3 separate regions of the Homo sapiens genome follow, and regions 1 and 2 are each linked to region 3. A link is a loop called in an ENCODE intact Hi-C map of the cell type or tissue named here. Cell type or tissue: heart right ventricle. All regions are shown on one strand.

Region 1 (2,500 bases), 110 kb after region 3:
TAATAATATTTCACATTAGTTCAATGAATTCCTTTAGCGGATGGCAAAAAGTTATAAGAAAAAACAGTGTAAGCTGGAAAGCCCTAGAGAAATAGCCAAAGAAGCTGCTCTGAGAGTCAGAAAGCAAGAGCTACAGAAACAGGAGACTGCAACATTGCTCTCAGCCTTACCTTTGACGTCCCAGGGATAGATATTTCTTGGGAGTTTTCTTTCTTCCACTCTTGGAAGGGGATTATGGGAATACAATTGGGTCATGGTGCTGACATTAGCATTATAAATAATGCTTGGAGGCTAGACCTAAGATGCTGAGAACTGACTGTTGGATTCCCAGAACATTTTACATAATGATGTCTTGGATGCCAGGTCAGCAGACTGGCTGTCAAAAGAAATGCAGGCAGCAGAAATCCATTGGAAGTAGATGTTAGAAACTAGATATTTAGCCACAGTTTTACAATAGCTTATTTATTTTGTTTGCAGTGTGGTGTGGTGGTGTTTGCCATAATTTTGTTATTCTCTATACATAGAATTATATAGCTTGAAAAAGTATTCTTTTGCTGCTACTTAAATGTGATCTCCTTCTTGGCTTCTTATGGTTCCTATAATCAGCCATGGCAGAAATCCATGACTTGTCAAGAAACCAGCACTTCAGCACTTATGTCTGTGTTCCTGTTCAGATTTTTCTCTTCCACGTAGGTTAAATGGAGAACTGCAATTAAGTTAGAGACAAATGTAACTTGATCTGATTGGTAGAACATTGAGGTAGGAATGAAATTTTTCTTGCAGGTTGGAGGTGCAAAAAGCAGGGAGATTTAGCTTTTGCAAGAGCATCATAAAGAGATGTTCTGTATGGGGTGGGGGAAGAGGGGAGGGATAGCATTAGGGGATATACCTAATGTAAATGATGAGTTAATGGGTGCAGTACACCAACATGGTACATGTATACATATGTAACAAACCTGCACATTGTGCACATGTACCCTAGAACTTAAAGTGTTATTTGAAAAAAAAAGAGATGCACTTCAGTGTTAGCTATATCTAATATATATCTAATACTAATATGCTTTCAAGAGAAAGCGTAGTAAAACTGGGATTATTATTTTTTTAAATGATACTTTTAAAATTTCCACTACCAAATTAAGAGACAAGGTAGTGCAAAACAGAGGTTGGCAAGCTTTAGCTTAAAAAGGCTAAACAGTAAATATTTTAGGCTTGTGGGAGAGATGGTCTCTGTAGCAATTACTCAACTGCCATTGTAGTATGAAACAACCATTGATAGTATGAACGGGTGTGGCTGTGCTCCAATGAAACTTCCTTTATGAACACTGACATTTGAATTTCATGTAATTTTCACATGTCACAAAATAATATCCTTCTTTTGACTTTTTTTCAACCATTTGAAAATGTAAAAGACATTCTTAGCTTGCAGACTGTGAGGTGGCATGGTGGACTTGACATGTGGACTGTAGTTTGTCAACCCATGGTATAGAGAAGAACATAGAGATTTTGAAATCAAACAGACTCAGGTTAAAAATCTGACCCCACCCGCTATTAACAAGCTGCTAGATTGGCTGGGGGCAAATCTCTTTTGTAAGCTTCATCTCCTTCATGTGGAAAATGAGGACAGTAGAATCTCCCATTTATGGTTATTATGGGAATTAAGAAAAATAATATTAGTAAAATGCCTATTATTCTGTCCTCTCTTAACAAATGAAAACAAAATAATAAAAACTATTTTTATTAATTACATGTACCAAATTTCTGAGTCACCTACATTTGCAGTGAGAACATGTTATTGTATATTCTTTTTTTTTTTTTTTTTAGAGACAGGGTCTCACTATTTGGCACAGGCTGGTCTCGAACTCCTGGGCTCAAGTGATTCTCCTTCCTCAGCTTCCCCAAAGTGCTGGGATTACAGGTGTGAGCCACAGTGCCTGGCCACAAGGGTTTGTTTCCATCCAAATGTATTTCTGTAGTCTCCTGCTACAGTCCACATATACGCACTTAATACGAATCCAGGTGTATGTATACTTTTCCACAGGAACAGATGAATTAACATTCAAAACATGTTTTTTCTGAACTTTCTTACATTGCTCGAGGGAGAACCTTTTCAGGTTCACATTGTAATTTATACCTGGGAGTTGCTGTGTTCCCAGTTTCCTTCTTTTTTTTTTTTTTGAGATGGAGTCTCTCTCTGTCGCCTAGGCTGGAGTGCAGTGGCGCCATCTTGGCTCACTGCAACCTCTGCCTCTCGGGTTCAAGCAATTCTCCTGCCTCAGCCTCCTGAGTAGCTGGGATTACAGGCGCCCACCACCACCCTCGGCTAATTTTTGTACTTTTAGTAGAGACGGGGTTTTACCATGTTGGCCAGGCTGGTCTTGAACTCTGACCTCAGGTGATCCACCTGCCTTGGCCTCCCAAAGTGCTGGGATTACAGGCGTGAGCCACCGAGCCCGGCCAGTTTGCTGTTTTCATCAGAGCTGGTGGGACAAGAGTCTTTGGT
Region 2 (2,500 bases), 44 kb after region 3:
GAGTTAATATACCTATTCAACAACATCTTCAGCACAATATCAAGTATTTCTTTTGTGGGTAAAATAAAATCACAAAGCAACTAACTGCTTGTCTTTGATTTGCACAAATTCTCAAAATTTGAATATTTCCCCCACAAAATCAGACTATCTTAACATTTTCATTCATCTTTCTCCCAGTCTCCCCCCGGCCCCGACCCAAAAAAAGGCATTGGCTTGTTTCTTCATCCACACAGACATTCCATACATAGCCTGAATTTCAGAACTTAGGCCATGCAGCTTCATGTTCAGCAGAACAGAAAGCACTGGTTCCCAAAAAAAATCTCAACACCTCGCACTCCCAAAATTAGTCTCCAAATCACCAGCCCTTATGTAGGAAAGCAGGATCCAGTATCATAAACTTAAAAAATTAAAGGAGGGTTGGAAGAAAGGTATAAATGAGATTACACTCTTACCCATGGTGACTCATTCTCATATGCTCAAGATTAAACAGAGCACTGAATCTAGGATGAGGAAAGAATTTTTTCCTCAGGGGAAGAAAGGGGTGTGGGATTTCCAAATGTGCACTACAGTAGGATCAGCTGTGTGGATCAGGTGAGCAAATCCCACATAATTAACTTCCTACTACTGTGAAGGAGCAAACACAGGTGAGGCGCACGCCTTCCTGAAAGGTATTTGCATAAAGACCCTTCTGTTGTTTCCAATGCTACTGAGATTGAACGGTGAAGCAGGAGAGATTGGGCTGGCACAACAATCTGAATACTTAACCTACTGTGCCGTGCACTTAAAAATGATTAAGATGGTCAAGTTTATGTTATGTGTTGTTGTTGTTGTTGTTTTGTTTTAAACACAATTGAAAATAAAAATTAAAAAGGCAGCAATTGGGATGAACTGCTCCACGAGACAGCTAAAAGGCTCTGGAAATGTGCAAGGGTTTGAATGCTGGAAATCACAGCAACCCACTAAAGATGGAGGTGGATATAGAAATGGTAATGAGAACAGCTCTGGTCTGGGCATCAGGAAGCTGTGTTCTAGTCTTATCTCTGCATGCTGAAACCAGCTGGCCTTGGACTCAGGGTATTTCCTAGGCCTAAATTAAGAATAGAAAGAGTAAAAAATGTTTTTCTTCTTTCATTAAGAAAAATTAGCCTTTATCCTCTTTGAGTCATTTTCTTCTCCTTGAGGTATTTCAATAAAAATCTCGAAGAAAATCTGTTCTGCTTTGGAAGTACATGGTTTAGAAAAACAACAGATCCTGTTTGAAAACAAACAGATGTTTTCAATGCTAGAACTTAGTTGAAGGATGAAAAATATTTCAGTATCTATGTTTCAATTTCACTTAGTAAAAGCATGGGCTTCTCAACATATAACTAATTCTCCAACTTGGGGCAAAGCACATTTGCTAAAAAATGTATTGTGCATAAAAGCTACTATAAAAGAGTATTTTTTAGTTATTTAAGAATCACTGGCATAAGCAGGTAGATATTAAAGATTTGGAAATCTCTGAGTATTAAAAATTATAACTTAAAACAAAGAAATAATGAATAACAATGTACTACACATTTTAAGTGAATCTATGCACATTTTCTATTCAAATATAAGTAAACAAAAATATTACAAGGTCAAATATGTATATTATAGTTTAATGATAAATCTTCTACACTAAGTTTTTTTTAAAAGAAACACTTCCCTTTAGTAACTTAGGCAAAGGGCAATAAATCTGCTTACCTAATATTTTGTAACCCTTTTTTTCTCTATACTTTAAACTCAAAATGGAAAACTGTAAGTTAAAATACCCCCACTGAAAATTTATAAGTGATTTCTCAATGTTGCATTTGGATAGCTATTTAATGTTATGCTTCTCTCTAAGAGCATTTACACTTGTTTTCAGAAAATATAAATATTCATTGGAAACACCCATCACTATGTTAAACAGTATATGAGTTAGAATAAATAACAAGGAAGAAAAAAAAATCTGAAAAAAAGTTAGGAATACTCAGAGGCTCATAAAAAGGAGATACACCAAGATATATACCAAGTGTACGATTTTAAAAACAAAAGAAAGCAAGAAAATAAGGTCACCTGAAATGAAGAGAGCAAGTCCTGAGCCCAGTCTTCAAAGTGCAGGGTACAAGTCACAGGAGTCTAGCCTTCCTTGATTGAGTAAATGGAAGAAGCTGGTTTTGGGTCTCCACCAGCATACAGCAACAACCCTTCTATTCACTTCAGAGCAAAGTGATCTACTAACTAAACTTACTCGGACTCTCAGTGCAATGAGAGGGTGTGGTAGACACTTCGTACAATAACAATAATGATCCTCAACACTTACAAAGCAGATATGAAGATTCTATAAAATCTTGTGAGCAGATGGCAGGGAGAGAACATGAAAGACAGTAAAAAGGATTAGCAAGCTAGTTAATATACTATAGTGGTGAAAAGTTCTAAAGTACAACCTGGGTTTCTAGAGCATGTATGTGGAAAAGTCAATACTTTAATACAGAGA
Region 3 (2,500 bases):
ATGGCATAGATTAAGAAGGGGAGCTTATTCTCTCACAAGTGAAGCCCCAACTCCAGCTCCATATGGCATTCTAATCATTATGAGCTGTTATAAGGAATAATTAGAAATAAAAACCACCCAGCATTAGCCATCAAGAATTTCTTCCGTTTCCTTTCACAGCCTAGTCTTTTCACCAAATGGCTTAGGAGGCAGCCATAACCACCCCCCTTTTCACACTCTACCATCCAGGCTCTTTCTCTTTGCTGCTCTGTTCTCAAAACTTGGACATGTGCCTGACAAAAAGTAGAGACTCAGGCCAGGCACAGTGGCTCACGCCTGTAGTCCCAGCACTTTGGGAGGCCATGAAGGATGGATCATTTGAGATCAGGAGATCAAGACCAGTCTGGCCAACATGGTGAAACCCTGTCTCTACTAAAAATACAAAACAATGAGCCAGGCATGGTGGTGCACACCCGTAATCCAAGTTACTGGGGAGACTGAGGCATGAGAATCACTTGAACACCCAGGAGACGGAGGTTGCAGTGAGCCAAGATTGCGCCACTGCACTCCAGCCTGGGTGACAGGTGAGACCCTATCTCGAAAAAAAAAAAAAAAAGAGCAAGACTCAATTTAGTGTGGATGGGTAAACAAATGCTCCACGTAAGATAAACCCTATAGGGATCATCATTACAGTCATCAATACACAACTAAGTGTTCGTTATTAAGTGGTTCACTGGTAGACATACCAGAAAAACCATAAAAAATTACTATGACAATGAATTTTAAAATTACCATTTAACTTGTGGAAATATGTTTATATTTTAAATGTAAAAATAAGACTGCTAAAAATCACTTTGAGTGCCCTTATAAGAAGGATGAATGAACAGAAAGACTTCCGCCACAGTATAGAGAAGGAGCAGCAAACATGTCATGTAAATGTATACTGGATGCAGTGTATTGATATGGGTTTCTTTTCTTCTCTATTCTTTTGTCTGCCCCCTAGTGGAGTGTTTATGAGCAGGGAAAATTTCAAAAAAGGCAAGCACTGCCAACACGTGGGAAAACAAACAAAAACACAACAACAATATAAAACACAAAGCACAAAGAGGTTACCTGTAGTTTGAACTGCAAATCAGTCACTCAAAAATAGAAAGGTTACTTGTGAATTCCTATTAAACCCTTTTGTCCTAAAGCCAAAACTTTTGTTTCAACTTAGGTAGGTTTAACTATTTCCTTGTGCACCTTTGGACTTTTGATCATTGCCTTTTAAGGAAAAGCTGACATCTTTGATTGCATCTAGGTAGTATATTGCTTTCTTAATATTTAAGAAGACAATTTACTGGCTGCTAGTTTCTAGACTGACATGGTCTGGCCACTTTACTTTTGGTTTTCAGATGTCCTAGACGTGAATAACTAAAACAAAATCATTTCCATAAAGACAACTCTGAAAATCTGAGAAATCATTTCCACAGTATTTCAAAATCAAAGAACAGGTAAAGTAAAAGACACAATGGTTCAGTGATGGCAGGTATGGCTGTGTGACTCCTATCAGAAAGCACACTCATCTAGATGGGGATCTTTCTATCTAGAAAGGGTATGGGTTTTGTCTGTCTCTCTTCTAAACCAACTGCCCATTTTACTTACTTACTTTTTTTTTCTTGTAAAGATGAGGTTTCCTCATGTTGCCTAGGTTGGTCTCGAACTCCTGAGCTCAAACGATCCTCCTGCCTCAGCTTCCCAAAGTGCTGGGATTACAGATGTGAGCCATAGCACCTGGCCAGCTGCCCATTTTATACTGGAGTTTTATACTAACATATACAGTTATTTAAATATGAAGATAACAGACACTACAACTAATTTATGTAAACAACCAATCAGATGACCCCCTCACCCACCTACCCCCTACCATGATTAGTGACATATATTTTCAAGACAGCCGGCCAGGGTTATACAAATGACACACACTGAAAAAAACATCAGAAAACCATCCCAAAAGGGAGATACAAGTAGTGGATATAGTTTCTGGCCTTAAATGATCCACTATTCTGTTTCTTGATTTCTAGAGCAAACAGAATGTGTAACTCATGATTATTACAAACAAAATGATTTGTAGAGGCAATTCTAGATTTTCTCTCATATTTAAGTACTTGAACATATAAAACTTCCCCCTGCAACAGCAGAAATTCTGCTTCTAAAAACTGTGTAAAAATCAAATGAGAGATCCATACAAAAAATATTCTGAAATGAATAAAGGTACTAAAATAAGCAGAGTTTATTTGCTTAATTACCATTTTAACACCCTTCATAGAAGTGCATTAGTATGGTAATTTTGGCAGGTTCTAAAAGCAGTGAGCTTCCAATGATTCATGACTACATCTTACATGTATATAGTATCAGCTTATAACACCCTCACCAGCTTTTTCATGGAGGAAAGAGAGTAGTCTGAATCAGAGTAGATGAAGTATTCAAAGGTTTATTTTAATAAGCAAATGCTCAGGATATAGGAACCCAGGACTTGAAT

The links. Hi-C counts contacts between places; a loop is a spot of excess contacts. Peaks named below come from ENCODE experiments on the same cell type or tissue, not always from the same donor. Only the 100,000 strongest peaks of a DNase experiment are listed, where the experiment ranks them.
Region 1: a loop joins it to region 3, with 1.9 times the contacts of the local background. A loop is called at or near these places in 4 of 110 quality-filtered maps.
Region 2: it touches region 3 in a loop (2.1-fold over the local background); 17 of 110 quality-filtered maps call a loop at or near these places.

What each region holds. Positions count from the first base shown.
Region 1 is chr4:143,284,007-143,286,506 of GRCh38, reverse strand. No RefSeq gene overlaps it. Among named protein-coding and RNA genes, the nearest start is that of GAB1, 52 kb to the left of the region's middle. In heart right ventricle, no CTCF peak of the experiment used is centred here; no DNase peak of the experiment used is centred here; H3K27ac peaks cover 1,666 bases.
Region 2 is chr4:143,353,768-143,356,267 of GRCh38, reverse strand. The region is part of intron 1 of GAB1 (GRB2 associated binding protein 1); the gene reads right to left. Among named protein-coding and RNA genes, the nearest start is that of MIR3139, 12 kb to the right of the region's middle. In heart right ventricle, no CTCF peak of the experiment used is centred here; no DNase peak of the experiment used is centred here.
Region 3 is chr4:143,398,036-143,400,535 of GRCh38, reverse strand. The region is part of intron 1 of GAB1 (GRB2 associated binding protein 1); the gene reads right to left. Among named protein-coding and RNA genes, the nearest start is that of MIR3139, 56 kb to the right of the region's middle. In heart right ventricle, CTCF peaks have their summits at 777 and 979 (motif pointing left); no DNase peak of the experiment used is centred here; H3K27ac peaks cover 1,456 bases.